Linked DNA regions of Homo sapiens: all the other regions are linked to region 2. Evidence: chromatin loops called from intact Hi-C (ENCODE). Cell type or tissue: PC-3. All regions are shown on one strand.

Region 1 (8,000 bases), 230 kb before region 2:
CACACTTCAGAGGTGAGCCAATTGGCAAAGTCATTGGTCCAATGTGCTGAATTATGAAAGACTGGATAGACAAGCAGAGTTGTGTATCCATGATACTAGAGGCACTAAACCTCCGGACCAAGCTCAAAGGGCTAGTCCTGGACAATCCTGAGCCTTGGACATTCAAGTAGCTGTCAGCCCCAGTGCACCAAAGCAGTCCAAACAATGGCTGATTCATTGGTTTATTCAACAAATAATTAAGAAATTCCTACAAGTGCAAGGGATTGTGCTAGGCACTGGGGATACTGCTTTGAACAAGGTGAGGTCCCTGCTTTCATAGAGATTAAATTCTACTTAGGAAGACAGATATTACATAACTAAACACAAGTTTATAATTGTGAGAAACGATGCTACTACATAGTAGCATGAGGCACACAGTTAGTTTGCAGGGGCAGGATAGAGAGGCTTTCTTGAGGAAGTAATTTGAGAACAAGTTCGGAAGCCACAGGCAACTCGGAAAGGTGTATCTGCAGCCCACAGGTCTTTGCCACGCTCCAGACTCAACTATCCAGTAGCTAACTTGACATCTTTTCTTGGATGACTCCAAAGTACTCCCTAATTTAATAAATCCAAAAATGACTTTCCTGGTTTGCATTTTTTTCATAATAAAATGTTGGAGAGAAATGAATTCACAAGCTTCCTTCCTAAATGTGGATCTCTCCCACCACCTGCCAAGATACAAAACCCAGAAACCAGGGTCAACAAATACCTTCCCCTTGCCTGACTTTCCAACTCTTATCACCAAGTGCTCTCCATTTTACCTCCTATGCATCTCTCAAATATGTCCTCTTCACCTTCCCTCACCACCACCTCCCTTAGGTCCCCTCATCCCCTCCCAGCTACCAACATATTTCATCTGGACTTCCTATCAGTCTGGTCCTCACAGGGAACAGAAGACAATCTAGATTTTTGAGGACAATTAAAAGGTTTACGGCCGGGCGCGGTGGCTCACACCTGTAATCCCAGCACTTTGGGAGGCTGAGGCGGGCGGATCACGAGGTCAGGAGATGGAGACCATCTTGGCTAACATGGTGAAACCCCGCCTCTATTAAAAATACAAAAAATTAGCCGGGCGTGGTGGCAGGCGCCTGTAGTCCCAGCTACTCGGGAGGCTGAGGCAGGAGAATGGCGTGAACCCAGGAGGCGGAGCTTGCAGTGAGCCTACACAGCACCACTGCAGTCCGGCCTGGGCGAAAGAGCGAGACTCTGTCTCAAAAAACAAAACAAAACAAACAGAAAAAGGTTTACATAATGGACAAGGAAAACAACAAGGGAGTTGAGGCACCCAGGGACTAGCAAACCATTATCACCCCTAAGACTGAAAAGACAAAGGGAAGGACATGTTTTATTAGAGTGTGAGAGGACTGGAGCTCCAGGGGCTCCCCTGATGATGCAGAGGGCCAGTGCATCAGCCAAACGGTGCTGAGAGAGCAGGAATATCCCATTCTCTCCCTCTTCTATTGACTAAACAGAACCTGAAGCTGGAGGGCATGTCTGACTGATGTCAGTCCAAGGGGAGGACAGAGAATGGATGCAGGAGGAGAGAACTTGCTCACACCCATACTTGCCTTTCCCCCAAGCACCCTCTATGCTAGTGATCAGCAAACTTCTTCTGTAAAGGCCCAGATAGTAAATATCTTAGGCTTGGCCGGCTAGACGGTCTCTATCACAAATACTCAACTTTGGCAGTTGTAGCACAGATAATGTGTAAACACATTAGCGTGACTGTGTTCCAATAAAACTTTGTAACACTGAGATGATTTTCAGGTAACTTTTCACATCACACAATATAATTCTTTTGACTTAAAAAAAACTACCTGAAAATGTAAAAACTGTTCTCAGGCTACATCCAAGAATGGCAGACTGAATTTTGCCAGGGACTGTAGATTTCAGATTCCTGCTCTACACTACAGCCATTGATCTTTGTAAAACCCCAGTCAGTTCACTGTGTCCCCTGCTTGAACTTTTATGTATTCCCAATGGCCTTAGGATAATAAGCCAAATCATGTAGTCTATGAGGACTGCATAGTCTGGCCCTACATATATTTCCATCCCCACTGTCTATACTTCAGCAGCAAGGAACTCTCTGGGTTTCTCTTTCTCAACATCATGCTGTCTCCACATCTTTAGAATACTCTGCTCTCCACTCTCTATCTAGTTCATTTGCAGATCTCAGCTCACTGCAACATTATTTATAATAGCAAACAACAAAATGAAACGGGGTGGGGGCATAACATTCCCAACACTAGGGAAGTGAATCATGGAACACCAGGCAGCCATTTTATAATTGTAGACTAATGAGAAACAATGTTGATTAGATATTAAGAGAAAACACGCATGTTACAGTAATACCTATTATTTCATATTGTCGTAATACATTTATACATATATATGTAGGTGGAAAAAATCTTGAAGGGAATGCACCAAGCTGTTCAAAGTGATAACTCATGGGTAATGGGGTTATGGGTGGTCTTTTCCTTTTTGCTTATCTATATTTTCTAAAATAAACATGTATTAAGAAAAATCAATATGAATTCAAAAAATATCAACTTAACTAAAAAAAACCCCTTAATTTCAGGTGAATATGTCAGCAAGTTATGAAGTTATGTGAGGGCTGGGGAAGGAAAGGAGAGGTTTTCACAGTTTGATCTAATTCAAAACTAAATCTGTGAAATACTCATTTCCTAAAATCACTCAGGATAAGTGTGTGATATTTTGGTGGACATATTTTAGTTCCTGGGCTTTGACATTAATTGTAACAGACTTTTAAAGCGTAGCTCTTTTCTCCATTAAAAAGAAATGAGGCCGGGCATGGTGGCTCACCACTGTAATTCCAGCACTTTGGAGGCCAAGGCGGGCGGATCACCTGAGGTCAGGAGTGTGAGACCAGCCTGGCCAACAGGGTGAAACCCTGTCTCTACTAAAAATACAAAAATTAGCCGCGTGTGGTGGCACGCACCTGTAATCCCAGCTCTTCAGGAGGCTGAGGCAGGAGAATCGCTGGAACCCAGGAGGCAGAGGTTGCAGTGAGCTGAGATTGCGCCACTGCACTCCTGCCTGGGTGACAGTTGAAATGGAATAAACTGAGTTATCTCTCTTCAACTTGATTTAAATCATTAACCCAAAACTCAATGCCTTAAAAACCAATGACTAAAATCCTCATTAAAATGAGTGCACATGCCAATACTAAGAATGTTGTGTCATTTTTCATCAAAAGTAATTACCTCAACATAAGAGGAGACAAGTACGCATGGAAGTAAACCCAAAATCCCAACTAATGAACACCGTTCTGAGATCAGTGGCCACAGGGAATAATTCTGCAATTTCCATCACACGCAAAGGTAACAACCCCGAGGTCTTATTTTTATAGAATATCAAGAACAAAATCTTCCAAAAGGCACACGATGCCAAACTAAAAATAAAGAGCGAAAACCCAAAAAGTCGCGCTCAATTCCTTCTGAAACCTATTCGCCTCCTACCCCTGTCCCATCCTCTGGCGCTGGCGGGTCCTCGTCCCCGTTTTCCCCACCGCAAGTCCTGGAACCTCCGCTTAACTCTTTTCTCGGCGGCTCCGCCCCGGCCCCGCCCCAGCCATGCCTTGGCCCCGCCCCGTTCGCCGTTTATTGGCTTCTCCCAACCCCTGCCGGTGGGTGACAAGCCGGGAAGCTTGGAGGGGTCTATTGCGTACGCCCAAGGCGCTGGGCCTGGAGCAGGAGAAAGGGAGTGGAGGCGCGTCGGAGACTATGAAGCGCGGCATTCGGCGGGATCCTTTCCGGAAGCGGAAGCTCGGCGGGCGGGCCAAGAAGGTCCGGGAGCCCACGGCGGTTAATTCTTTTTACCGTGAGGCTTCACTTCCCTCGGTCTGGGCTTCTCTGAGGCGGCGAGAGATGGTCAGGTCTGGAGCTCGACCGGGCCAGGTGAGGGCTGAGGACCTGAGGAGTCCGCTGTGGGGATGGAGAGGGACAGGGGGGTTTTCGGGCCAGGAACTTGTAAAACTCTGCTCGAAAAAAGACAAAGACAATGCGGCGACATTAAAGTGCTGGGACAGAGGTGCAGGGAACACCTAATCTTCCCGTCGTAACACGGCCGCTCGGTCTCTAGATGTTTCTGTTTAAATCGTCGTAGCCCTAGTCTAGAGCGCCGGCTTTGGGGTCAGGCCCGGGTTCGAGTCCCAGCCTTCGCCGCTGCGTCGAGTGACTTAACCTCTCCTAGCTTCAGTCACCTGCAGATTGAGAGTCTACTACTTTTTACTGCTCAGAACTTCCTATTCCTTAGCTGCAAAATAGGCAGAAATAAGCATAAAATCCTGTCTCAAAGAATTGAGAAGGTTAAATAAGAGAACCCGGTAAAAACATCGATCACACAGTTGTTGTAGACATACAACAAAATTTAGTTCCCTTTAAAACACGTAGTTTGCCACCATCTTAATGATAACAGCAGCCAACATTTAGATAGGACTTATGTGGCAGATGCTACTGTAAGTGCTTTTATGTATTACATAGAATAACTCATTTAATAGTCACGATATCCTTATGAGGTAAGTACTATTATCCCTATTTTATATATGAGGAAATCGAGGGCTGGAGGATTCAAATAACTTGGCAGTTACACAGCTGTGGAAACAAGATTCAGACTCACAAAACTGATGCCAGAGTCCATTCTTCTTTTAAACATTTTACCTAGTAGATGTATGACTTTGAACAAACCACTTTTCTGAAATTTAGGTTCCCACCTCACAAATAATAACTCACAGGGTATGGATTAAGTGAAAATGAAAGACCTTAGCACACTGTAAGTCATTCTACAAAGGCAGTATTATCTTGTACTTGTTGGTAGGAGATATGACTACTAAGAAATGCTTATATGATTCTCAAATAGCAAAATTAAAAGTTTAATGATAATAACCTCGTAGAAGTAAGTGTAAAATAAAGCAAACTGATTCTCCTGTATTGTGATTAGGACACTCCTTTTGGAGAGCAGCTTTGCAGTTTGTATCAAGGGTTATTAAATTGCTAATAACCTTTCACCAAATAATTTTCTTTTTAATCCTAAATATAAAAAGGCTGTTTTCAGTAGATAGAAAGGCTTATTCCAGGTTTGTTTTTTTAATTGTGAAAAATATGAAGCAAACCAAGACCATTATTATATTACTTCCACTGAAGGAAATATTATACAACCATTAAAAATTTATGAATATGAAAAAGATTTAAAAGTAGAAAACACAGGATTTAAAATTGCAAATATCTAGGTATTATGACTAAGTAAAAAATGCATATGAAAAAAGATTGGAGGCCCCAATAGCAAAGAACACATCTAGTACCTAGATCTTGGTTTCCACGTACCACTGTCCACTAAGGAGTCATGGCTTCTTGGAGAAATGACCAACTCCAGGGCTGAGCAGGGGTAATATAAGAAGAGCATGGACACATCAAACTAAAAAGCTTCTGCACAGCACAGGAAATGATTAATGGAGTGAAAAGGCAATCTACAGAATGGGAGAAAATATTTCCAAGCCATGTATCTGATAAATAATATCCAAAATACATATAAGGAATTTCTATAACTCAAAAGCAGAACAACACATAACCTGGTTAAAAAACGAAAAAAGGATTTGAATAGACATTTCTCCAAAGAAAATGTACAGATGGCCAGCAGGTATATGAAAAGATGCTCAACATCACTAATCCAGGAAATGCAAATTAAAACCACAATGAGCTATCACCTAACCCCTGTTAGGATGACATTAAAAAAATGAAAACAAGTGTTGGCAAGGATGTGGAAGAATTGGAACCCTTGTACACTGTCAGTGGGAATGTAAAATGGTATAGCTGCTATGGAAAACAATATGGAGATTCCTCACCAAATTAAATATAGAACTATATCACCCAGCAATTCTACTTCTGGGAATTTATCCAAAAGAATTGAAATCAGGATATAGAAGAGATATTTGCACTCTTGTGTTCATTGCAGCACTATTCACAATAGCCAAATGTGGGAACAACCCAAATTCTATCTGCAGATGAACAGATAAAGAAAATATGGTATATACATACAATGGACTATTATTCAACCTTTAAAAAGAAAGAAATAGCTGTCATATGCAACAACAGAGACAAAACTTGAAGACATTATGCTAAGTGAAATAAGCTAGTCACAGAAGGACAAATACTGCATGATTTTACTTACATAAAGTACCTAAATAGTTAAAACTCATAGAAACAGAATGTGAGCATGGATTGGGCGTGAACCAGAGGGATTTTTGTTTTTTGGGTTTTTTTTTGTAAAGAACAGTATTGGGATAATTGGCAACATGTGAATAAGGTCTGAATATTAGATTGTAATTCTGTATCAATGTTAATTTCCTGGTTTTGATAATTATACTGTGGTTATGTTAGAGAATGGCCTTGTTTTTAGGAAACATTTAGGAGTAAAGGAGTATTGTATCTGCAAACTTAACTCTAATGGTTCAGGCAAAAAGTACTGCTGTGTATATATATTGAGAGAGAATATGGAAAATGTCAAGGTTCACAGAATCTGAGTGAAGCATATATAGGGCATCTTTGTACTATTATTTCATAGTAGAAACTACAAAAAAAAATTGAAAGGAATTGTTCCAATATGACAGTTACTGTTTCAAGGTGCTTTTATCATGGGTAGTTTTCTTTACCAGATTTTCTATAATATAGCCTTGTGTATATTTTTTGGAGAAACACCATATGTAATCTTACAGTTATGCCAGACATATACCTCAGACAGTGTACTTTAATTGTGGTAGTTGTTTTTGGACTCGATCCAGGGTATAGTATTATAGTGTCATGGCTTGGATTTTTTATTATGATTCCAGCCAAGACATCGACATAAATATACCAAAGGGAAGGACCCTGAGAGTGTGATGCAGAGACCAGTGGTGTGATGTTATACAAGGTCTTATTTCCTACATTGTTGGTTCTCACTGCTGGCTTCATGACCCTCCATCATAATCCAAGTTATCTCAAGACGTATAACTCTTACCAACCCAGTTTTTAAAAAATGTATTCTCAGTGACATTCTTAGAAGGATGGAGCACATATTCAAGCATATAATAGAATGCCGTATAACTTTAGAAAGTTTGGTAGTTACAGCTCAAAGCTATCTGGAGATGAAATTAAATATGTGAAGAGAAATTATAAATAAAACTGCCAACAGTGACTACATCTGGAGGGTGGAACTAGGGGGGGAATCAGGGACTTTCTCATGTCTATTTAAAATTATTTTGAATAAAGATTATATTTATCTGATATAAAATTATTAAGATATAAAATAGTATACCATGGAAAGTGTCCCTTCTCGCTCTGTCCCCCAGATACTCTGTTTCCCTCCCCAGAGGCAACCATGATTAACTGTTTCTGGCATAACTCCCAAGATACTGGATGCATGTAAAAGCAAATGCTTATTTTTTCCTGTTTTTCTACACAAAAGGTTGTCCATTATTGTCACTTTTAAAACAAAAAAGTTTAAGAAAACAACAGTGGTATATGAATTTAAAAAGAAAAATTAAGACAGTGAGATGTAGATAAAGAGACAGGGTAGAGTTCTCACTTCCTGGTCTAATCAGGCATTCTAAAGAATGTACATAAAAGGAACCAGAGTTAAGAACTCTGTCCTATATCATGAATTAACTTGCATGTTTCAAAGAATTTGGGACTATAGAACATATTTTGGGATTAATATAGTCTGAACTTAGTGTAGTAGTTACTTCTGGTTTAAAATAGTATCTCAATTTCCTTTTCACCTTAAATAGACTTAAGGAACAAATATATGTGTAGTTTGCTTGACGTTTTACATAAAAGAAATTTAATATATGAATTAAATTATAATTGTGTATTTTTAGGATATATCACATTAATTAAAACAGTGAATAATGTGGTACATACATATAATGGAATATATTTGACCTCAAAAAGGAAGAAAAATTTTGACAC
Region 2 (8,000 bases):
GAAGGCCTCGATGTCAGCTGAACTTTCCATCCAAGGTATCGACCAGTGGACGGCTAGTGCAGAACGATCCCTGCCTGGTGCCGCACCCTCCTAGAGGAGCTGCTTGTTCACTGCGCACCTGTGTGTGTATACACCTGGCCCACTCACACACCCAGGCACTCCCCAGGGGCAGGTCTTTTTTTTTTTTTTCTCTTCAGACAGAGTCTTGCTCTGTCGCCCATGCTGGAGTGCAGTGACATGACCTCAGCTCACTGCAACCTCCGCCACCCAGGTTCAAGCGATTCTCCTGCCTCAGCCTCCTGAGTGGCTGGGACTACAGGCACACACCACCACGCCCGGCTGATTTTTGTATTTTTTGTAGAGACAGGGTTTTACCATGTTGGCCAGGCTGACCTCAAGTGATCTGCCTGCCTTGGCCTCCCAAAGTGCTGGGATTACAGGTGTGAGCCACCACGCCCGGCCACAAGGGGCAGGTCTTTGACAAGAAGAAAGGGTGAACAGGGCAGCGCAGACCTGGCCACGAGGGAAGATGCCCTGTGCTTGGCTGCCACCTTCCCTTGTGTTCCCATAGTCTCCCCCACCATGTCTTCAGTCCTTTCTTCTCACCCGGACTCCCTTTTGTATCTGTGGTTGCCAACTGGAAGAATGAATGTTGCTAACGTCTTGCCATCACCCCAAATTTAACCTGCCCAGAATTTACTGATAATTTACTCTGTCTTTCAAGTCAGGCGATCCTTCGACTTGACCCCCTCTACCAGGGTTCCCATGTTCCTTCACACCCAGACTGGACTTTCCAGCATCCTTTTGACCCCTGCCTCTTTCTCCTTGAGTCGTCAGCCCTGTCAGTTCTTCCTTGTAAGTCTTGTTGAACACGTCTCCTCCTTACAGTTCTTTGGTTCCTCAAGTCCGGGCTGAGGAGGGAGTGCAGGGATGGGGAAGGGGCTGCATGTCACTTTACTGGAGCAGGAACTCGGGGGTCAGGAAGGGAAGTGGCTTTCAGTCCTTCCTCCTTCTTTGTCCCTCTCTTTTCTTCTGATTTTTCTGTTCTGCATCTCCTTCTTCTTAGAAACGATTCATCTTTGCTCTTGTTACTTTTTTTGGCCTGGGTATTTTTCACAATCTACAGAAAGAAATATATTTCACAGTACATTGCAACCCAGAACATGTATACATAGGTAAACAAGTTTCAGGAAACCATCCTGACCGTACTGTGTACAGTGCATGCTGGTATTCTCTATTTCACTTGACATCACTAAAACAAGAAATCCTGGTCCTGACCGGAGGACCTGACTTGGTGGCTCACTGCTGAATAAGGAGATGCCACCAGACACCCAGAGCAATGTGTGCCTGCCCTGACATTCAGTTAAATACTATTCCCTCCTGATGGACTTCATGACAAAATATGTTGCCTGATATTTGTTTTAAAATACTCAAAAACAAATAAACGAAAGAAAACAAAAATGGATATATAAGACTGGCAAAATGTGGTATCTCCTTAATCGTGGTGATGGCTTTCAGGGTTTGTTATCTCTTTCTACTATTGTATATTTTTAAGTTTACCATGATAAAATTTGAGAAAGAATATAGCAGGAAAAATATGTATTTTATGTTTTTTCTTTGAAGAACTGGATAACATTAAAAGTATGCTTTTCTGTACACTGGTAAGTTACAGCATTTGGGTTTGGAATTTTCAGTAGATGTTTGTTTGTCCCTGGATTGGTTTTTTTTCCTTCTGTTTAGTGAACAGAAACAGATTCCATGCCCTCAGGGTATGGTAGCACCAGCCACTATTAAGAAGCCCAAAGGACAGAACCTGAAGCTTTGACAATGTACTCTAGGGCTGGGGGGAGTTCAAAGGCCAAAGACGTTCAGCACCAGGGAAGCTGGAAGGAGCCAGCAGGGTGGGACCACGGTGATGAGGAAGTGCCTGGGGAGGGAAATTTTGGTGTATACAGCATTCTACTAACAGTCTTTCCACCCTTCCCCCTTTTTCCAGGTTTGGACAGTGCCAATAGGTATGTCTAGGCTTTGTGACTTTTACGTTTTCCCTCTTGAAATGCCCTGCAAGGATGTTACCGAGAAATGCCCTGAATTTCTGAATCATCTTATGGGGCAGAAGAATTGGCCATTTGGAGGATGTTGTTTTATTTTGGGTGTTTTGTCTTGTTCTCCTATTGTAATATGACACACGGGTTCTATCTCAGGTTGCTGTCAGTATTGAGACTGGAAAACTCAGTGTTGCCACCTTTCACAGTATCTACACAGTCTCTTCTCTGGTTAGCATCCTGAGGAAGAACACTGCTCTGAGAAGGCCGCCTTCCTCATTCCAGGGCGGAATCTGTTCACTCATCCAGCCCAGACCCAGCAGGAGCCTCTTTCCTGTGTGTGAGGCTCGGCGCTAGATGCTGGATGTGCAGGGGTGGGCGTAGAGGAGGGCTTAAACCACACGAACGCACATTACCAACTGGGATGCGTCTGTGAGGAAGGACAACAGGAAGGCACTGATTAGAATAGAGGGGCAGGGAAGCCATTTCGGGAACTTGGTATTTGAGCTCAGACCTGTGCAAAGGAATGTTAGCTGGTGAAGAAAAGCTCAGGGAGTGTGCTCCAAACAGCAGGGATAGCATGTACAAGCTGTGAACCAAGAGATGGGCCCATGGGGACCCAGAAGGACGCCAGTGTGGCCGCAGCCTGGTGAATGGCAGGCCAATGTCTGTACGATCAGGAGCTGGCATTCCTGTGGGCCCTCTTGTGGGGCTCAGTTTCATTCTTAAAGTAGTGGAAAAGCTGTTGGAAAATCCTTGGGCTTGAAATGACATAATTTGATTAATGTTTTTAAAAGATCGACTATGGTCGCTGTATAGAAAATAGATTAGAGAGGGCAGAGTGGACACGGGACACCGGTGGCAGAGGTTGAACTACGGAGGCACTAGTAGAGAAGGGAACTGTAGGGAAAGCAGGGCTCTGGGCAGGGTTGTGGGACAGGCAAGTGTCGGGAATGGCTGCTTGTGCTGTGGCTTGGGAAACTGGGCAAACTGCAGAGAAAGATGCTCTTACTTGCCCTTAACTTGTGGGCTTTTGTGATCCCTGGAATCCGTGCTTGTGATGAGTAATATTTGTGAGTAACCAGATGATCATTCTATTCTCCCCTCTCCTCACCCACCCTACCCCCACCCTCACCACCACACAGGTCATTTGTGAGAGAAACAAAAGCCACCAATTCAGATGTCAGGAAAGAGGTGACCAATGTAATCTCAAAGGAGTCGAAGCTGGACAGTCTGGAGGCTGCAGCCAAAAGCAAGAACTGCTCCAGCCCCCAGAGAGGTGGCTCCCCACCCTGGGCTGCAAACAGCCAGCCTCAGCCCCCAAGGGAGTCCAAGCTGGAGTCATGCAAGGACTCGCCCAGAACGGCCCCGCAGACCCCGGTCCTTCAGAAGACTTCCAGCTCCATCACCCTGCAGGCCGCAAGAGTTCAGCCGGAACCAAGAGCACCAGGCCTGGGGGTCCTATCACCTTCTGGAGAAGAGAGGAAGAGGCCAGCTCCTCCCCGTCCAGCCACCTTCCCCACCAGGCAGCCTGGCCTGGGGAGCCAAGATGTTGTGAGCAAGGCTGCTAACAGGAGAATCCCCATGGAGGGCCAGAGGGATTCAGCATTCCCCAAATTTGAGAGCAAGCCCCAAAGCCAGGAGGTCAAGGAAAATCAAACTGTCAAGTTCAGATGTGAAGGTGAGTAGAGGTAATTAGGGTCACCGATTGCCAAAATGTAGCCCCTTGGTGGCCACTCCCTTCCTTCAGCACCCAGCTAGTCTGCATCACCTATATCCACTCATCTTCTTGGACTAGCTCCCCTAGAAAACCACCTTACAAGGGCCTTCCCCTTAGGAGTGACTCATTGTAGAAATGCCCTTTATTCTGGAGAGACCCCTAACAGTAGCCTGTTGTTTGCTCTTGGATAGAGTACTGGCCCTGGCCCTAGTTCTTACCACCCTAGAAGAAACACCCTCATTATCGCCAACATCGAAAAGCAAACCTCATGGTCTCCTCCGCCCTTTCTTCCCCTTGCCTGGCTTTGGCCAACCTGGAGACCTTGCCCATCACGCTGTATTCATCCTCCTCAAGGCCCCTGACTCTCTCAAGAGGTTTCGTCTTGTGGAGTGTGGTTGAGGGTGAGGAAGCAGACTCAGAGGTGGGAGGGCAGCTCCACACCAAACTGAGCCCTTTCCTCCAGCTCACACCTTCCCCACCTACCTCACAATCACAGGGTGCTCTCCAGGGCATAGGGAGCTCACGTTCTTTACCTGGCCCTGTAGTTTCCGGGATTCCAAAGCCTGAAGTGGCCTGGTTCCTGGAAGGCACCCCCGTGAGGAGACAGGAAGGCAGCATTGAGGTTTATGAAGATGCTGGCTCCCATTACCTCTGCCTGCTGAAAGCCCGGACCAGGGACAGTGGGACATACAGCTGCACTGCTTCCAACGCCCAAGGCCAGCTGTCCTGTAGCTGGACCCTCCAAGTGGAAAGTGAGTACACTTCTCCAGGTCACCCCGCATTCTCTGTGGGACAACCATTCATGGGGTGCTTCACCTTCTGCAGATGGTTCATCTCCTATAGCCCCCTGCCTTGGTGCACAGCCCGACAGAAATGTCACCCCCAATCACATGCCAAGGCCAAGTGTGTTGCTCTAGGCCAGTGATTCATAATCAGGAGTTCACATCAGAATCACCTCAAAATAAACATGCATGGCCCCACACCCAGCCCAACTGACAGCTACCTTTCCTAGGTCCCTCAGCTGTTTGAATAGTGCCGTGACTCACGTTTGTAACCACAGAGAACTGAGTGTTCATTAAATATACAGGTTTAGAGTAATGTGAGATGATGTGGGATCCCACATCTTTTATGTTTATTGTACTGTCTGTTTATAAAAGTAATGCATGTTCATTGTGGGGAATTTAAACAATATATAACCTTATGACTCAGAAATAAATTATATTTTAATGTTTTTTATACAAACTTACCATTGTGGTATTTGTATACTGCTTTCTATCCTAATTTGCTCATGTGATATTAACATCTTTTTATACAATTCTTGGAAAGCATGACTTTTAGTAGCCATATAATATTGCATGAAATGGCTGTATCTAATTTAGGTATGCTGTTATTTGTTGAATAATTAAATTGTTTCCATTTTTCACTATTATAACATACCTATGATAAATATTCTTGTACCTGTCTATCTCTATAAAATTTCCCCCTTACTCTAAATGCATATGTAAGCCCCAGGCCCATGCCATACCCTTGAGAAATGCATTAACAAATACCACAAGAGTAGAATCTGCAAATTGCAGGCTGCTGGAAACTGTGGAACAAATAACTTTCACCCATTTTTTTTCCACATACAAATTGCAAGCAAAAAAAAAAAAAAAAAGACAACCTATAGAAAACTTATATTAGAAGGTATATAGTAACATCAACAATTACAATAATTTTTGATAATCTTCTGCCAATCCTGACTGAGATAATCTTTAAAAAGTTTTTATGGGAACATCAAGAGAATTTGGACACTGATAAGATTTAATATAAAGGAATTCGTGGTGTTTTAAGATGTGATGGTGGTCTTGTTACTTTTTTTTTTATAAGTTCATCTGTTTGAGAGATATATCCTGAGTTATTTACTGGTGAAATGATATGGCTTTTTATATTTGACTTAGAAATAATTCATGTTTGGGGAGCACTGGCAGGGATATCAATGAAATAATATTGATATAAATGAAAGTTGAGAGATGGGTACATAGGAATTCACTACACTGCTTTGTCTACTTTTGTGTGTGTTTGAAAATTTTCAAAATGCACATTTCCAAAAGAAAAAAAGAGTTAGTGATGTATCCATATAGTAGAATGCCAGACAACATCCTGTAGACTGATGCTAAAACATGTTCAAGATGCACTAGGAAGGGAGAGGAGCAAAGTACAGGCTCATGTGTAAATGGAAGAAAAGATCTGTGTACACACATGCAAAAGATGCCTGTGTGTGCACAAATCATTTCTGGAAGAGCACAAAAGTCCCTCTAGGAAGGGGAAACTAGGGGTTCACAGGAAGGAATGGGGCATCTTACTTTTCACTGTATACTGTTGATTCACTGGGATTTTAACTGTTGTTTAACTGGGATTTTTACTATCCTCGTGAATTCCTTTACAAGAAATATTATCCATGCCATTTGCAGGTGGGAGTGCTGGTAGGCAGAGTTCACAGGTCTAGGAGATCAAGCCTCATCATCCAGGCCAGGTCTCTATCCCTGCGCAGGGGACAGAAATATGGTGTCAGGTCCACCACAGATTAATGGCGTATCCAGAGGGCCTAGATTCTCCTGTGGCTTCTTCTGCTGTGAATTCATCTAAGTCTCACAGAAGACTATTTTTAGCCTGTTCGCGTCATGGGGTAATACATCTCAGGTTGATTCCCTATCTTGTTGTGTTTTGTGTGACAGCTTTATTGAGATATAATTCACATAACATAAAAAGCACCCTTTTAAAGTACACAATTCAGTGGTTTTTAATATATTCACAGAGTTGTGTGGCCATCACCATCATCTGATTTCAGAACATTTTCACTACCCCTCCCAAAAAAATCCTACCCATTAGCTGTCACTCCCTGTTCTCCCATCCCCACAACCCCTGATAGCCACTAATATACTTTTTGTCTCTATGGGTTTTCCTCTTCTGAACATTTGATGTTAAATGGAATCATTCAATATGTGGCCTTTTGTGTCTGGCTTCTTTCTCTTAGCTTAATGTTTTCAGGGTTCATCTGTGTTGTAGCAGGTGTTAGTACTTCATTCATCCATGTGGCTGAATCATATTGCATTGTATGGGTATAGCATACAGTGTTTTGTTTATCCACGCATCACTTAAGGTCCATGTGGTTGTTTCTACTTTTTAGCTATGGTGAAAAGTGTTGCTATGCACATTTATGTATGAGTTGTTTTCAATACCTGTTTTCAATTTTGATGTTTAGACCACATATATTGTTGGGTCATAAGGTAATTCTGGATTTAACCCTCTGAGGAACTAACAAACTGTTTTTCACCATTTTACATTCTTCTAGCAATGTACAAGTGTTGCAGTTTTTCCACATTCTCACCAATACTTGTTATTTTCTTGCTTGCTTGCTTGGTTTCTTGCTTTTTTTAAAAAATGAGGTCTTGCTTTGCCAATGGGGCTAGAGTGCAGTGGCATGATAATAGCTCACTGTAACCTTGAACTCCTGGGCTCAAGCAATCCTCCTGCCTCGCCTCCTGAGTAGGTGGGACTAAAGGTGCTTGCCACCACACTCGGCTAATTTTTTTTATTATTTGTAGAGATGGAGGTCTCACTATGTTGCCCAGGCTGGTCTCAAACCCCTAGACTTGAGTGATCCTCCCACTTCAACCTCCCAAAGCACTGGGATTATAAGCATGAGCCACTGCACTCAGCCTGTTTTCTATTTTTTCATTATAGCCATTCACAATCATCTGACTATGATTTTTTTTTTTTTTTTGAAACAGGGTCTCACTCTGTTGCCCAGGCTGGAGTGCAGTGGCGTGATAATAGCTCATTGCTGCCTCAACATCCCAGCCTCAAGTGATCCTTCCCACCTCAGCCTCCTGGGTAGCTGGGACCACAGGCATATGCCACTATACCCAGCTAATTTTGTTTATTTTTGTAGATAAAAGGTCTTACTATGTTGCCCAGGCTGGACTTGAACTCCTTGCTCAAACAGTCCTCCCACTTTAGCCTCCTAAAGTGCTGGGTTTACAGGCATGAGCTGCCACACCCAGCCTGACTGCAATTTTGATTTGCATTTCTCTGATGACTAGTGATTTTGAGCATCATTTCATATACTTATTGGACATTTGTATATCTCCTTCAGAGAAATGCCTATTCAAATACTTTACCCATGTTTTAATTGCATCATTTACTTTTTTATTGTTGAGTTGCAAGAGTTCTTTATGTATTCTGGATACAAG
Region 3 (8,000 bases), 250 kb before region 2:
TACAAGAGATTCCTTGCCCCAAAATGAAAAGAGCTTGCAGACCAATTGTTAGAAACAGCAATGGGATGAAGTAAAGGCTTTACTTAAGTTTGCTCTATACTGACTAAGGGTTAACATTGTTACTGTTGTCATGGAAGCTTCCTTAATTAGGATTGGGGCATCTTTTCGTTTACACGAGATTATCTGAGACTCCAGGAGAGAAATTAAACAATTGCACAACCAAAAGATCCTGTCAAAATACATGGACACAGAAAATGGTGCAGCCGCTGTGGAAAACAGTGTGGCAGTTCCTCAAAAAATTAAAATACAATTACCATATGATCCATCCATTCCACTTCTGGGTATATATACCCAACACAATTTAAAGCAAGGACTTGAACACATATTTGTATACCTATGTTCATAGCAGCATTATTCACAATAGCTAAAATGTGGAAATGATCCGACTGTCCATTGACCTATGAATGGATAAAATTGTGGTACATCTAGCAAAATAGTATTCAGCCTTAAGAACAAGGAAATTCTCAGCTTGGGGCCAGTGGTGCAATGGGTAACACATCTGACTATGGATCCAAAAAAAAGGAAATTCTGACACATGCTACCACATGAATGAACCTGAAGACATTGTGCTAAGCGAAATAAACCACACACAAAGGGACAAATATTATATGCCATATGATTTTATATGATAGTCAAATTCATGAAGATAGAAGAATGGTGGTTGCCAGGAGCTGTGGGGAAGGAGAATAGGGAGTTAGTACTTAATGGGTACAGAGTTTCAGCTAGTGAAGATGAAAAAGTTCTGGAGATGGCTGGTGGTGATTGTGGCACAACAATGTGAATGTACTTAATGACACTGAACTGTACATTTAAAATGGTAAATTGTATGTATTTTTAACACAGTAAAAGAATATATATATGTGCAGACAACATGAGCAAATAAGGCACTGCTCTTTGATAGATAAAATGGGTTGAAAAGTCATCAGAAACAACTTATAAGAGTAACTTTTTAAATGATGAAATATTTCATACTGACAAAATTAAATACATGATGTAAGTAGAAGTATAAAAATAATGAAACAAGCATCTAGACAGCAACCATCCAGCTTAAAACATAGAGCATTACTAATAGTACTGAGACCCTTGTTGTATTTCCCTAATAACATCCCTCTCCATCCTCTCCCTCCTCCACCAGGGGTAACCACCATTCTGAATTTGTATTTATCATTCCTTACTCTTTATTATAATATTATAACATATATATGTCACCAGAAACAATATATTGCTTTTCCACCTAGCATGGTGAGACTCCTCCATGGTGATGTCTGTGGCATACTCATTGAGAATTGTTGTTATTGTCTTAACAATTGAAGCTTTTTATCATTTTATCAAAAACAATTGAAGCTTTCGTCACTCTTTTTTCCTAATAGTGCATTTTGCCTTAAAGTATCTTTTGTCTGGCATGAGTATGTCTACCTTAACTTTTATTGGTTATTCTTTGCTTATTTATACTCTTTTCACCTTGAGTCTTTCTGTGTCTTCATTTTTTCAGGTGTACCTATACCTGTATTTTAACTGGCACATTTAAGCCCATTTATTTTTATTGTGATTACTGATATGTATGCATTATTTTCTACCATGTTATTTGTCTACTTTTCCTGTTTTTACCCCTCCTTTCTTGCCTTCTTTTTGACTGATGAAGGGTTTTGTTTGTTTGCTTGTTTGTGTTTTTAAAAAATTCCTTTTTTCCTCTCTACAGATTTAGTGGTTACATTACTGTTATAACTTTTCTAACACTTTGCAAAGTCTAAAATTAATCATTATTTTATCCTCTTTTTCCTCCAAATAAAAGAACATAAATAAAGTAAAAGGTCATGAAGTCCCACCAACCTAAGACCACTTTAGTTTCTTGTCTTGGGATTTCCCAGCCATGCTGGTGTTGGCATAAATTGAAAACTTAGAACTAGTCTGTGGCTACCAACTCCTGGGGGACTGTTTCTCTCCTGACTAGAAGCAGCAATGGAGACAGGTTTCTTTGTTGCTTACCCCTGCCTGTAGGCGGATATTTTCAGCCACACCTTTTCACGCTGAGGGTGTAGTCCCTGGGCGGGTCTCAAGTTTAGGTCAGAAGGGGAGTCCTTTAGTCCAGACATTTGCCTTTTGTGAGCCTAATCCTTGGTCTCTATCCACCCTGCCTAGCAATTTATCTCAAAGCTGCAAGTTCCTGCCATCTACATGTGCCCAGGTGAGCCCTAGTTTCTTCATTTGCCCAGCACTGCGGGTTCCCCTTTACTCACCTCATTGGCCACTGGAAGATTTCTCTCACTTCACTGCAAGCCCAGCAAGGCAATGTGAAAGGCTTGTACTGAGATTTGTCTGGCCTCTAGGTGTTTTGAAGAGGGACAGCTTTTTAGCATATCTAGTCTGTCCCTTTCTCTACTAAAAGCAGAAAAAAATCTTTTGATCTGTTGTTTATTTGTGGAGGGAATTGTATACACTTTATGGATTTTCATATTTTGTTTCAATTTGTCCTGGAACTTTTTGAGAGAAAATGTACGAATTTTCCACCTGACAATTAGAGTGGAAAAGAACATGCAGCTGTAAAGAGAGACGCTCACCAAATGGCTGTTTAATGACTATTTTTATGTGGAAATGGCCTAATGTCAATTCACAGAGGGTTCAGAGTAAATTTTGCTACAATTCTTACCCAACTAATAAGTGCTGGACGACATGGAAAGATGTTCATGATATACTTTTGAGTAAATAAGCTGTTTTGTATAATCTTATTTTTTTATTTTACAAACATATATATACTGAAAAATTCTGGATTTTGGGGGGTGATATCATTATTTTGGGGCGATATCATTAGGGAATTTTTTGCTGACCTCCACTTTTTAAATGAACAAGGGCTGTGTAATTTTTATGTAAAGGACATAACTATTTCCAACAAAAAGTAGGGGTTAGCAGATGGTTTTCTAACCTTGGCGTTGTGTAATAATAGAATGCATTTGTCTTGCAGAGTCCCCAAAATTGAGTGTCAAACAGAGGCTGGGTGACCTCCTGTCCAGGATTGCTCTCATCGTATGAATCGAAGTTTTCATCTTAACGTATTTTTTTCTCCTGAGAATAGGCCAACCAATCAATGGCTCAGACAGATAAGCCAACATGCATCCCGCCGGAGCTGCCGAAGATGCTGAAGGAGTTTGCCAAAGCCGCCATTAGGGTGCAGCCGCAGGACCTCATCCAGTGGGCAGCCGAGTACGTGCTCCTTTCTCGCCTTCACCCCTTGGAGGACGGCCGGAGACAGAGGGTCCTGTAAAACCGCGGAGGTTGTCATGGCTGCAGCTAGGAAGTCCGGACTAACTGGCATCGTCTTTGTTTTAGCTCTTGCATTGCTTTGATGCTTTAAAATCCACACATAAATGCTACATCTAGCTGGGCAAGGATGGGATGCCTCCCCTAAGGGAGCCAGATTGAGCAGTAGGACGCCAGGTCAATAGGCCGTGTCCTGGGGCAAGCAGCAAGTTAGATGACCGCGTCACACCAGCGTATGCACACCCACCTCCTCCCTGCACGCCTTTTCCCACTCCCGGTGGAAAGAAGGGCTGGGAATCTCCGAAGCTTAATCTGCCTTTCTTCGTTCTCCTGTCTCACCACTAGATGGCAGCAGTGCAGCCGGGGGAGGGAAGCGACAGCCCTGGGTGGATGGGGTGGGACCAGTCCTGCTAGTTCACTCCTTTAAGGAGACACTTCCTCCCCTGCTGTTAAAACTCATACTTGGACCCAACCAAAGACCCTTTATATCTTGTCTTGGAGGAAATTATTGTTATTTTCTTTAGTGTTTCTCTGAACTGATTTTGTTCTGCCAACATAAAGATGTCCGCACAGTACACACTGCATTCTGGGGAAAGGCCAAGCAGAGTGATGGGGTCCTCAGGCATGGCTGAAAACAGTGTGCCTCAAACACGGGTGCCTTCTTTCAGGAGAGACCTCCAGAGGCTGCTCAGTAGATGGAGCTTACACAACAATCGCTGCGGGCCTGGATTGAAGTAGCTTTGCACAGAAAGCCTCTCAGCTATGAAATTGCTCCTTGGACAAACTTGCCTGCTTGAAACTGGGGAACCAGGACTTGAGACAGGAGTTGGAAGATAACTAGACCTCACGGACCATTTTCAGGCTATTTTTACTGTTTGATGATTCCCTGCTTAGGAGGGTTTCAGTGGGAAAGTGAGAGTGAGAGAGGCCGTTGAGAGAAAGCCAGTGAGTTGGGGAAGGGAAGATGTCCTCAGGCTGAGGTTGTGAGTGGGTGTCCTGGGCAGATGGTGGGGAGAGTGTGGACACCTTTGAGAAGACACAAAATGGCATCTAAGAGGGGCCTTTCGGAGTCTCTGGGCCAGTGCTGTGCTCCTGGACTGGATTAGGATGTAGCTTTTACAATTGGAAGGAAAATAAGCCAGTGGTGCTCATAAAAAGAAACATAAATGGGGGTTGCTTTGCCTAGTAATGAGCCCTGTTTAGTTCTCCATTTTAAATTTTATATATTGCCTCTAAGATTGAACTTTAGCTTCAGAAGACTAATTTATTTTGGCATAGTCAGATAGACAGACTTTATCTTATACGTTAGTTTCAAACCCATTTGATTGTTCTTGTGCTGCCGTTTTATAGTAAGCAAACTGACATTGCTTAGTATTGTCCCTGACATTTATGGAAGAGGCATTCCACTATTGTAGACTGCTTGCTCTCGTATTGTATCACGTGCTATAATTTTTTTAGACATCCATGAAAACTTAGTTTGTAGTTTAACCACAATGAAAAAGGAGGGCATGACCTAAGAGCCCCCTCCATTCTATCCAGACATGAAAAGCACTGCTCAGATGGTTGTATGTGACTTACTTAAAACCTGTAGCATTTTAGAGAATAAAACTCTGCAAAGTGTTTCCAAGACAAAATACGTTTTTAATCCATTGCAAGTAAGAATTTCCCTACATATGTGTTGTCAATGAAGAAACCTCTTACCAGGCATCGGCAGGACATATACTTATTTGTCCTCTGGTAGGCATGTGTTACAACACAAATTTGCAATATATGTGTATAACCATGGACCTGATCACTTGCAAATGAAGCTCAATAACCCAAAGAACGAAATCCATGATTACAGCTTTGCTTCCATGTTGTCTAACCAATTCCACAAGAAGTCCAGAGATGTTGGTGATGAGTGTTACTCTACCTGGGCAGCACTTCTGTGGAATGAGGTGCTGTGTGTCTCTGTCCCTCCCATTTATACCACCCAAGTCTGGTTTATAAAGCCTGAGGCCACACCCTGCTCCTATTGTCATATTGCACCCACACCCCGCCCACCCCAACACTGATCTGTGTGCAGAGATTTCTCATGCACATTGTTAAAGGTGCCCTTCCTGCTGATGACCTCCAAGGGGTGACTGGCAATTACTGCTTTAGTCCATGTAGCTTTCGCTCTGCCTTGCTACGTGGCTCAGAGACAGGCAATGGTTAGCCCATCATTGTATGGCTTGACCCTGAAATGGACTTTTACAAAATTCCCTCTATATTATTTTCATACTACCTGGATCTGGAGGAAGTAATGGAGGGAAAAAAGCAGGGCGGGACAGAAATTTGTGGTTCATGGATCGTCAATAACCAGGCTTTTGATGGAGACAGACCCTGCCATGCTGCATTGGTGACCCACATGTCAGCGGCTCATGTCCATTCCCTGCTGCAGGCAGCCTCTTTTCATCTTATGCCAGTCCTGAAACAGAACTCAGTACTTGTTCCACAATGCCCCCAAACGAAGTCCACTCCACAAAACATTGAGGAGCAGGCAGATTTCACTGAAAATTTTGAGGGAAGATGGAGAAACAGTTTCATTTCAGAGGCACCATATAGCTTAAGATTGTCTCAAACCTTCTTCGGCTTCTCTTCTCTCCTGAGCCTTGCAGGCTGCCCTGCCAATGCTCTCTCCCTTCCCTCTTGAAGCCCCAAGCCTCACTACCTCCAGCCAGAAACCCTTCCTGATTCACCCCAGGACACTTCCATCTCTTCCCCTTCCCTCCTTTTTTGTTTCTTCAGAGATGGGGGTCTCACTCTGTCACCCAGTCTGGAGTGTAGTGGCACAATTATAGTTCACTGCAGCCTCAAACTCCTGGGCTTAAGTGGTCCTCCAGCCTGGAGTCACCAGATTACAGGCCCTAGCCACCATTCCTGTGCTGCCTTCCCCTTTCTTACGTACATTACTTTTTAGTTCTCTTCCAACTTCTCTTCCCAATATTATATATACATATGTAATATACATCTGCGTGTATAAAACACTCAGAGATGACTGAAAAAGAAACCTGAACCCAATATGCTCCAGGGAATTGCATACCCAAACTTTTCTTGGTTCTTCCTCATCCTTAGAGAAGAACAAAGCTTTGTATTCTCTAAGCATTCTCTATGCCCTAAGTGGAGAGTAACACATTCAGACTTTTCCCATATGTAAGTGAACTAAACACAATGACACATAGAAGCCACTTAACAAAGGTTCCTTTCTCTACCTCCTTCCCTCAGAAGAAGGTGGAAGGATTGCTAGAACAGCCAGAGGCCACTGGTGTATAGGATCCTCCTACTCTCTGACTTTTTTTCTTGTAGTTATTTTGAGGCCCTGTCCCGTGGAGAGACGCCTCCGGTGAGAGAGCGGTCTGAGCGAGTCGCTTTGTGTAACCGGGCAGAGCTAACACCTGAGCTGTTAAAGATCCTGCATTCTCAGGTAAGGGCCCTGCTGCAGCATTGAGGAGAATGTAGGGACAGTGTTGAGGCTGGGTGGGTACAGACAAAAAGCCCTCTGTTCTCCTGACAGTCAGCTGACCACTTAGCACCACCCTAAAATACACTAAACCGTGGACTGAAAGTAAATCTTTCCTTGGCAAATGGGAATAATTTTGAAATAGGCTGTAGGCTGAGTCATTGGTGGGGTCATCCCAGATTTCCTTGAAGCTGGCAGAATGTACAGGGGCTCAATGCAATGCTAATCTCGTCTCTCCAGAAAAGTGCAAGTCCTCAGTCACTGGACAGTGTCTCCTTACTGATCAAGACTGTAATATGATGAAAATCACAGTTTGGGGAAGGGCATATTTTAGCTCCCCAGCTATCCAAGGTCCAGACATTGCTTTTAGCTTTTAGGGAGAGGCTGTGAGCCTCTTCATAGCCACATCATCCTGGGAGCTGCCTGGTGAATGAATGCATGAGGAAGGTGCAGCTTGAGAAAGTTTGTGGTTTGGCAAATTCCCAGGACATATGGTTGAGCACCACCAAACCCTGCTTTATGGTCCAGGACAGAGCGGTTTGGGGTGATTTAGGACTGGCTTGGCTAACCACCTTGGTCCCAGAGGCTTAGCATTTCACTAGAATCAGACAGTCAGGAAAGGTGTTGGAGCACTTCATCGGGCATCTGTGCTCTTGTTGCATTGGTGGCCAACAACCAGTCACCTTCCCTCCTTTTATCCACCAAGTACCTTGTGCAGTGAACATGACAGAGCTCTAAAATACCTGGGATCAAGCAACATTAGGCATCCAGACCAAATCCCCACAGGTCAGCCACATACCCCATATCATTCCTGGGAAAGCATGAGGGATGCACTTGAGGTCTAGAGCTAAGAACTCAGTGCAATCGGGAAGAAACAGACCTATGTCTTGTTCTAATTTTACCATTCATTAGTGGTCTCAGGTAAGCCCTCTACCCCTTGGTTTTGTTTTCAGGCTCTTCTATCTGTCATATAAGGAATAAAACAATTTAGGAATACAATAGCAGATAAAAGCATCACCAGAAATTAAAATGTAATATAAATGTATATCTTTTGCATAATTCTGACACCTAAAGTTTGAGAATTAATAAATTATATTTCAGCATGCTCTTCACTAGGATTTGCAAAGATAACTGCCACACAGAGCCATCTTTACCTTCCTAACACCCCCTCCCGCCCCTTGCCATGTGCTGGGAGATGTGGACC

What was found. Hi-C counts contacts between places; a loop is a spot of excess contacts. Peaks named below come from ENCODE experiments on the same cell type or tissue, not always from the same donor. Only the 100,000 strongest peaks of a DNase experiment are listed, where the experiment ranks them.
Region 1: a loop joins it to region 2, with 4 times the contacts of the local background. A loop is called at or near these places in 6 of 110 quality-filtered maps.
Region 3: a loop joins it to region 2, with 3 times the contacts of the local background. A loop is called at or near these places in 15 of 110 quality-filtered maps.

The regions. Positions count from the first base shown.
Region 1 is chr3:123,957,100-123,965,099 of GRCh38, reverse strand. CCDC14 (coiled-coil domain containing 14) reads left to right here and starts at 3,871. Exons shown (of 13, transcript NM_001366335.1): 1 at 3,871-3,956. The coding sequence starts at 3,927. RefSeq lists a silencer at 3,553-3,863. In PC-3, no CTCF peak of the experiment used is centred here; a DNase peak (open chromatin) is centred at 3,729; H3K4me3 peaks cover 2,476 bases; H3K27ac peaks cover 820 bases.
Region 2 is chr3:123,729,413-123,737,412 of GRCh38, reverse strand. It overlaps MYLK (myosin light chain kinase), which reads left to right. Exons shown (of 34, transcript NM_053025.4): 8 at 1-35; 9 at 1,997-2,015; 10 at 3,191-3,726; 11 at 4,311-4,517. Among named protein-coding and RNA genes, the nearest start is that of MYLK-AS2, 44 kb to the right of the region's middle. In PC-3, no CTCF peak of the experiment used is centred here; DNase peaks (open chromatin) are centred at 3,102 and 4,782; H3K4me3 peaks cover 490 bases; H3K27ac peaks cover 3,164 bases.
Region 3 is chr3:123,975,624-123,983,623 of GRCh38, reverse strand. It overlaps ROPN1 (rhophilin associated tail protein 1), which reads left to right. Exons shown (of 6, transcript NM_001317774.2): 2 at 3,131-3,258; 3 at 6,643-6,760. The coding sequence starts at 3,143. Among named protein-coding and RNA genes, the nearest start is that of ROPN1, 12 kb to the left of the region's middle. RefSeq lists an enhancer at 2,885-3,384. In PC-3, CTCF peaks have their summits at 3,439 and 3,640 (motif pointing right); DNase peaks (open chromatin) are centred at 3,623, 6,903 and 7,253; H3K4me3 peaks cover 522 bases; H3K27ac peaks cover 404 bases; H3K27me3 peaks cover 3,318 bases.